2 separate regions of the Homo sapiens genome follow, and region 1 is linked to region 2. The links are chromatin loops, found by intact Hi-C in ENCODE. Cell type or tissue: endothelial cell of umbilical vein. All regions are shown on one strand. Each heading gives the region's core, and the rest is flanking DNA. Links, peaks and the distances in the headings are about the cores only.

What was found. Hi-C counts contacts between places; a loop is a spot of excess contacts. Peaks named below come from ENCODE experiments on the same cell type or tissue, not always from the same donor. Only the 100,000 strongest peaks of a DNase experiment are listed, where the experiment ranks them.
Region 1: a loop joins it to region 2, with 2.6 times the contacts of the local background. A loop is called at or near these places in 1 of 110 quality-filtered maps.

The regions. Positions count from the first base shown.
Region 1 is chr10:120,392,934-120,397,333 of GRCh38, forward strand. No RefSeq gene overlaps it. Among named protein-coding and RNA genes, the nearest start is that of PLPP4, 62 kb to the right of the region's middle. RefSeq lists an enhancer at 3,572-4,081. In endothelial cell of umbilical vein, for the core only: no CTCF peak of the experiment used is centred there; a DNase peak (open chromatin) is centred at 1,708; H3K27ac peaks cover 965 bases.
Region 2 is chr10:120,334,921-120,339,320 of GRCh38, forward strand. LOC105378515 (a long non-coding RNA gene) reads left to right here. Exons shown (of 8, transcript XR_001747606.1): 8 at 1,601-2,617. Among named protein-coding and RNA genes, the nearest start is that of PLPP4, 120 kb to the right of the region's middle. In endothelial cell of umbilical vein, for the core only: a CTCF peak has its summit at 2,203 (motif pointing left); a DNase peak (open chromatin) is centred at 2,211.

The DNA of each region.
Region 1 (4,400 bases), core at 160-4,159, 58 kb after region 2:
TCCCTGAACAGTTTTATATGAGGTACTTGGGGAACATTTTCAACTAGTGCCAACCATGGGGAGGCCCACACTGTTTGCTCACTCACTGTCCTGGTAGCTGCAGCGGTTGCCTTACTGAGATTATTTTATGACAAGCTGGGTGATCAGTGGCACTTCCTTTACACGTGTCCAAATAACAAATCATCTCTCCCACCCTGCTGTGTAGTGCAAGATACCAGAATTTCAATCAAGTGGGCACACAGGCAACTACAAAGGCATGCACATGTTCATTCATTCATCATTCATCACGTAGCAATTCAATAAGTGTTTGCTGTGCACCTAGTACATGCCAGGTACTGATTAGGTCAGGAGAATGTGATAATGAGGAGAAAACACAGTGCCTTCCCTATGGGGCCTACAGCATAGTAAGGGAGAAATATGCATCTGCATCAAATAATTGTACAGTGAACACTAAAGTGGAAGAAAGGAGAGGCATACAGTATCAGAGAGTGTGCAATGGGAGATCAGATTTAAGCAGAAGTGATAAGGAAGGCTTTCCAGGGAAGCAGTGCTTGAAGGGAATCTGAAGGCTGAGGTTGGCTTACTTGGTTCAAGGTGAGAGAAGAACATTCCAGAAAGATGGATCAGCAAGTTCAAAGGCCCTGAGGTGAGAAGGGGCACCCATGTACCAGGAACTGAGCAAAGGCCAGTGTGGCAGTGAGTGAGGGGTGAACAAGTCAAGGTGGGTCTGAGAGGGCAGGGAGTATTGTACAGGCTATGCAGGGTCTGGTAGGCATTGCCAGAAATTCCTGTTACACTTATTCCCATACCAAGGGGAAACTCTTACAGGGTTTCAAGAGCGAGTCCTTTAAGAACGAGTGTTTGTGAATCTGTGTTTTAAATGCAATTGATTTCCATTTTGCAAGGACCTCTCTGGCTACGGTGTAGGTGGGGCAGGAATGGAAATGGGAGAGCAGCAGGGAACCCGGGAGAGATGGGGGAAATGGGATGGAGATGGTAGTGGGAATAATTGGATCTTTGGAAGCAATTCAAAAGATGACATTGACAAGATGTAGTTTTAGATTTAGAAAGGTAGTGGAGAGGTTCAGGGTACAGGATGACGCTTAAGTTCCTAACTTGATGCCAGGATGGACAGTGGGGTCATTTGCTGAGATAAGAAAACTGCACAAGAGCTGGTGGGCAGGGGAGATGGGTTGGAGGTAGGGCATGGAGAACCCTGAACCCTTCGTCACAGCACTCTCTGGGCCTTGCCTGTATGTGTCCTGTGGCCACTCCACACAAAGGAAGAACCTGCTTCTGAACTTTGTGCCACCAGCACCTCTGGGAACAAGCTTTCAGATTTCTCCTCAATACCACTAAATTGTTGCATTTTTGGTACTTGTCAGGAAACTCAATTCAACCTCTGAAAGAAATGCAGTTTCATCGAGACCAAATCTAAGAGTCAAGTTCACTCTCCTTTCAGTAATAAATGACAATACCAAGAGCCCCTGCTGTTGGAGGGCCACTGTGCTAGGTGTTTAACATTGGCAACCCTACCTAAGCTTGGTTCCAATTCTGACTACCAGCAAGCACTGTGCCTAGTTCTGGTTCAGTGGTCAAGGAATTAATTTATCAAACAGACATTACTCACCAGAGACCTATTGACCTATTGTGCTGTGCTAGGCCCTTGAAGTATAAAGACAAATAGGACATGGCCCTGTCCTCAGAGTGGGGAGAATGAGTCAGTGCTGTGTTGTTATTATGCCAAGAGTAGGTACCAGGGGCTTTGTTTCCTCACAAGGGAAGGGGGAAGGGAGTTGGCTTGAAGTGGTCCCTATTCATTTTCATGAGCACCTGACATGAGGCGTGCTGACTCTACTCTGCTGCAACCAGTTAGAAGCTCACACCACTGTCCTTAAATCATCCATGTCTCTCTTCCAGAAACTTCAATAGCACCTACCATGTGCTGGCATTCACTCATACAGGCTACAGTTCCTAGCTTGAAGAGACGCCCTGGCAGGGAAGATGGGCATACCAAGGCCTAGCTATAGGCAGAAGGAAGTAATACAAGGAGTGGGGTCTGGATTATAGAGGAAGATGAATTAACCTTCCCACCCCAAGGGAGGATTGGGGCAGGCTTTTTGGAAGAGGTGGCATTTGCTTTGGGGATGGCTTGAGGGATGAATAAAGAGTTCAGGGCCGGGCGCGGTGGCTCACGCCTGTAATCCCAGCACTTTGGGAGGCCGAGGCGGGCGGATCACGAGGTCAGGAGATCGAGACCATCCCGGCTAAAATGGTGAAACCCCGTCTCTACTAAAAATACAAAAAATTAGCCGGGCGTAGTGGCGGGCGCCTGTAGTCCCAGCTACTTGGGAGGCTGAGGCGGGAGAATGGCGTGAACCCGGGAGGCGGAGCTTGCAGTGAGCCGAGATCCCGCCACTGCACTCCAGCCTGGGCGACAGAGCGAGACTCCGTCTCAAAAAAAAAAAAAAAAAAAGAGTTCAGGAGGTAGAGTGCATGAGGGAATAACATTCTGGGTTTAGAAATAAAAGTCAAAAAGCAGGGTATGTTGGGGGAAGGGTAAATAGCCAGGGGGTGCTGGAATGCAAGGCATATGATGGGGAAGTAGTGAAGAAGAGGCAGAAATGAGAAAGGGATGGGTACTGGAGGGCCTCCATGCTAAGGAGTTTGGATTTGATTCTGCAAATGACCAGAGCTGTGACGTATATCCTAGGAAGGGTGTGGCAGGATGGTTCCCATAATTTAGAAAAATGACTCAGGTCACTTGGTGTTAAGGTGAAGAATGGGTTGGGAAGGTGAGAGTTTAGAGGCAAGTTTCCAGATTTAGGCAGCTGTTATGGGTTGAATTGTGTCTCCCTGAAAATATATGGTGAAGTCCTAACCCCCGGTACCTGTGAATGTGACCTTATTTGGAAATAAATTCTTTGAAGATGTATTCAAGCCAAAATGAAGTCTTTGGGGTGGGCTCTAATCCAGTATGACCGGCGTCTTTAGAAAAAGAGAGAAATGTGGACACAGGTGCACACAGGGATAATGCAATGTGATGATAATGGAGGCAGAGATGGGAGCTATACAGCTGCAAGCCAAGGAATGCCCAGGCTTGCCTTGACACCAGAAGCCAGGAGAGAGGTTAGGAACAGATTCTCCCCTGAAGCCTTCCAGAGAATATAGCTCTGCTGACACCTTGTTTTCAGGCTTCTGGCCTCCAGAACTATGAGATAATTCATTTTGGTTTTTGAGGCCACCTAGTTTTTGGTAATTTGTTATAGCAGCCATAGGAAGCAAACACAGCAGCTTTCAGTATTTCTTGGAAACCAGCTAGCACGGGACTCACATTTAGAGTATTAGCAGAGATGGTACTCTCCAACCATAAGGAGAATTCAACACTCAAACTTTCTTGGTCAAAGGAAGCCGTGAGGACCTTCATCAGCCCAGGCAAGTCCTGACAAGCCATGCTGCTGCTGCTGGTGAAGCCGTGATCACCTGTTGCCTCAACAGACAAAACGGAGTTGCTCTTAGGAGAATGATTGGGCAGGAAGGAGCAGCCAGTCATGAGAGAGCCATACTGCCCACCGAGACCCACTTCACAGCTGGGATGCCACCAATAATTGTAATGGAAAAGGCAACGTTATGATATACTCCAGATGCTTTTGAGAACTTTAGAGCCTGACAAACAAATTTGAGTAGGATTTACCATTTGTCTTGCATGGAGAGGATGCTGATGTGGTGAGAAGGAAGCTTCTTCTCCTATCTTTGGGTTAAGTGGCTGCCTCCTCTTGTCACTGACTGCAGTGACAGGTTAAAAATGAAAGTAAGAAACTCACTCCATAATTAATGCAAATCAGAGCAACAAAGTAATGCCATTGTTCACCCATCAAGTTGGAAACAATTAAATTAACTGTTGTTGGGACAGGGTAGGGAGGTGGTATTTGGCAGTCAACCTCCTAATGTCAGTGGGAGTAGAAATGTTTGTAACCACGTAGGAGGGTAATTTGGTCATGTCTGTCAAAATGTTTAATGCATAGACATGTAGGCAAAGGAGTTACCCTGCTAGGAATTTACCCTATGTTTATATTTGCAAAACTTTGCTAATTTATATGTGTAAGGATACTCATTGCAGCACTGTTTACAATAGCAAAAATAAAAAAATTTAAAAACTGCAAACAAGCTAAACATTTTTAGTAGGAGAATAGAGAGTTTAGTTATGCACATCTATACAATGGATTACTAAAATTAATTGGGATATTTATTCTAAGATAATTATATTACTGGTTGGAGTACAAATCAGTACAACCACTTTGGAAAAAAAATGCATACCATATAACCCAGCAGATCCACTGCTATGTGTAAACACCACAGATATGCATATATATAATCACCAAAAGACATTATAAAAATGT
Region 2 (4,400 bases), core at 126-4,125:
ATCTGAAATTTAAAAAACAACAATAGCAAAATGCTACAGCAAAGACATGGTGTAGCATAGTAGAAAAAGCACTAGATGGCCGGGCATGGTGGCTCATGCCTGTAGTCCCAGCACTTCGGGAGGCCAAGGCAGGTGAATCACGAGGTCAGGAGTTCGAGACCAGCCTGGCCAACACAGTGAAATCCTGTCTCTACTAAAAATACAAAAAATAGCTGGATGTGGTGGTGTGCACCTGTAATCCCAGCTACTCGGGAGGCTGAGGCAGAAGAATTGCTTGAACCCATGAGGCGGAGGTTGCAGTGAGCAGAGATCATACTACTGCACTCAAGCCTAGTGACAGAGTGAGACTCTGTCTCGGAAGAAAAAAAAAAGAAAAGAAAAGAAAAGAAAAGAAAAAGCACTGAATTTTAAGTTCGAAGCCCAGGGTTAAAATACTGGCTCCATCCATGTGACCTTGACCAAATTGCTTTATGTTTCTGAGCCCAGATAGCCTCAGTTATAAATGATAGGTTTGTTATGTGAGTAAGGCCCAACATAGGCCTCAACAATTGTTAGTAATGTAGGAATCTGGAAGTTATAATTGAGGCAGACATGCATGGACATCGTATAAGTGAAAAGGAAGTGAAATCTAGAAAATGTGAGTCAAAATGATGAAAATGTAAAGATTATGGGAAGAGATGACAGTGACTAGAGAATACCATTTTTTATTTTCTAATGTTATTGATGAAGTTGGTATTCATTACAACACCACTGATTCACTTGGGATTGAAAAGTGATGCCATCTGCCTTGCCGGGGAATCAAGTCATAACTCATTACTGTTAGAATGAGATCATTAAGATGACACATTGCCAACATAAGGAACACTGTCACAAAGCTCTGGGAAAATAAGCAGTTTAGGAAGGGAGTCTCCGTTGATAGGAATGGTTGAGTGATTATAATATTGTGGCTCAAGCTTTATCCCAAACCCCGCACCAGACATTGGCTGAGGAAAATAAGAAGGGGAAAAGTTGTATCTAAGGGAAAAGACAGAAGCACTTTACCTTAAGTGACCTGCTATTTACAACCTATGTGCTAGACAACTTATCATCATCTTTGGCTAAACTCTTTTCTATGTTTGAGGAATTCCCTACTTTCTGAGGTTTGGGAGGAGGCAGAATCTCCTGGGAGGGGATGACAGAGCCAGGTCCTCCCTCTTGAGGACCCTAACAGCAGAGAATAATCTCTGGCCTCATCCAGTTCTTTGTTGCCCAGGCAGGACTTGAACTCCTCAGCTCAAGCAATCCTCCTGCCTCAGCCTCTGCAGTAGCTGGCACTACAAGTGCATACTACCACCCCTGGCTATTTTGTTTCATTTTTTTGTTAACATTTCAAATTGACGCATAAGTGTGCATATTTATGGGGTACATAGTGATGTTTTCATATACACAATGTATAGTGATCAAGGGTAATGAGCATTGGGTTTTGATTGAATGTAACTTGCAAGAGAGTGAGTGGCAGGATTTGAGCACAAAATGAAGTAGAGCATGCAAATGTAAGTGCTTTGCAAATTGTAGAGTGCTAGAAAAAAATGTTGATTCTTTTTAATTTTCTCCCTTCCAGGGTTATTTACAGACTAAATGAGACAGTGTATATCTAACATTGCTTTGTGGATGCTATCAAGTGCTGGCAAATGTGTGGGAGAATGAATGGAAAACTTCATCAATTTCTAGGATAGTAAATTGGTGCTGCTATTTTGGAGAGCAATTTGTCAGCCTTCAGGGGAAACTGAATATGCACATCCTCTAAGACCCAGCAGTTTCACTTCAAAGAAAATTTCTTATATGCACAGAGACTTGTACAAGGATATTTATCACAGCACTGTTTGTAATAACAAAGGGCTGGAAATAAACCAAATGGCCAATGATAAGAATTGATAAATGTGGTAAATGCCTAAAATAGAATGTCACACAGCAGTTAAAAAATCATTTATTCACTAATTAAGCAAAGGACAAAAAGCCTCAACAGAAAAAAAAAGACAAAAGCCTTGAATAGTCACTTTGCCAAATGTTCAATACACGTACAAAAACATGGGCAAGTTCATTGGTTGTCAAGGAAGTTCGAATTAAAGCCACATTTTGCAGGTACAACACTGGCACAAGTTTAAGTCTGATGATACCAAGTCTTGGAGAAGGTTGAAGCTACTGGAAAACCTGCCCTCTGCTGGTGGGAGTGCAAATTGCTCCAAGCTCTTTGGACAATAATTTGGCATCCTCTAGTGAAGTTGAAGATGTGTGTGCTTGAGACTCAGCAATTCCCCTTTGTGACATCAGGATGCTCCCGCACATATGCTTAAGAACATTCATGCCAGCTTTGTTTATATAACAAAAACGTGGAAATAACCCAAATGTCTGAGGATGGGGAATGGACAAATAATGGTTCATAGTTATGAAAATGAATACACAACAGCTACAAGCATCTACTGGAATGAATCTCACATGCATTGTGTTGTAGAAGAATATGTATAATTCCATTTATGTAAAGTTTAAAAGCATGCACAACTAAATGATATGTTATTTATGAGTATATGACATATATGATAAAGGCAAAGAATAAATAAAGTAAGGAAAGGTAAGACAATAAGAGTTTGTGATACTGGTTACCTATTATGGGGAAGGATGTTGGGGACAGGTGGGACACCTTGGGGATTATCTGATACTGGCAATCTGACAGGTGGTAGGTCACCAGGTGTTCTTATTAACTTCAATACTCTATATATCCTAACACTGGTAAATCTCAAGTATGTAATACTGAATGAAAAAAAATCAAAAGTCAAATAGTACAGTCCTATTTGTGAAGAAAAACTAACCCACGTGAATAAAGTATTGTTAGGGATGCCTCTCTATGTAAATAAAGCCGTACAGGGCAGCTACATGTTAAATTCGTTGGCGTGTGCACATACAGTGGAATGATAATGGGATTAGGGACTGAGTGAAGGGGAGGGCAGTACATAACATTTCAAAATGGTAAACATGAAAATGGGGCTGTTTGTGAACTCCTGATGCTTGTGTGCCATGAACTGACTTGAGGTGGTTAAATTAAGCAATTCGCTCTCTTTCCATGCATGTGATATCCCAAAGGGAAAGAAAGGTTGCTTTGCAAATTAGAATAATCAAAATCAAGTATGAACCATTAAACATGTTTTGCTTGCTGGTAGATTAAGGATCACACTGGATATACAGTAGAAAATAAAGCTATTTGCTAATGTGCCTTGAATCTTTAGTCAAAAATCTGTCATGAACTGAGACACATGCTGAATTTCCTTCTTTTCTCCTCTTTTAAAATAAATAATAAGTTATAAGGGATCTTTGGGTTGATTTAAAATGACCACCAGCCATTATTACAGCACATCTAAGCTACTGACGTGGCCTCTTTGCTGTTTACACCGACTTATAGCTGTTCTAGACCCAACTCTATCCTTTTTAGGCTGGTCAAAAATTCAACACCAATATCTTCATTCTAGAGAACTTTAACTACATAATGGCAAAAATGATAAGGCAGAAAACTGAAAACAAAGCAATACAAAATCCTATAATAATTGAAAAGAAAAAAATAAAAATGTCCTTATTTTCAGAAGATATGTATCTAGAAAATCCCAGTGAATTAATTGGAATGGAACTAATAAGACAATTCATTCAATGAGATGGCCAGGCAGAAAATGAAGATAGAAATATCAAAGACTTCCCTATGTGTATGTGCATACCTTAGTTAGAAAGCATGATGGGGGAAAAGCACCATTCATAAAAGTCACCCTTTCTGGGGTGCTGGGTTCAAGGTCTCTCATGGAAACAATCCCATTTACTTTTGGCCTCTCGCCCCATCACCCTGGGCTGCACCCTGTCCAAAGGGCTCTGTGGGGACAAATGCCATGGCACCTCCTCTGCTGGCCTTGACACATGTTTCTTTTTACAACACTTAAGATCTGCAGCCCTGCCTGTGACACAGAAAGCTTTAACATTCTCCCATTCAAGGCAGTGCCAGCTCCTCAGAATCATCTCCAATCACATCACCAATTCAGAAGGCTCTGTGTTTGTATCGCTAAAGAGCCCATTTGGCTGGTTTTCCCAGAAAAATGGAACAGTCTCCTCAAATGGACTACTGAAATCGTTTCCTCCTGTCAAACTGAAATGGCTTACTTAGAGTTCTCAAATAACTGACTTCTTTTTACATTGTTAGCTTTGATGTTTCAAAAAGCAACAGTTCTGAGCAAACTTCTCTATAATGGTAAAAACTCTGAAGTCATGGCTTCTGGGGCTGGGAGTTGAAAAAGGCAAGAGATAATTTTCTGGGGTGATGGAAATGTTCTATATCTTGTCTTGGGTGGTGATTCCACAGGTCGGTTTTTGATTTATCGTCAAAATCG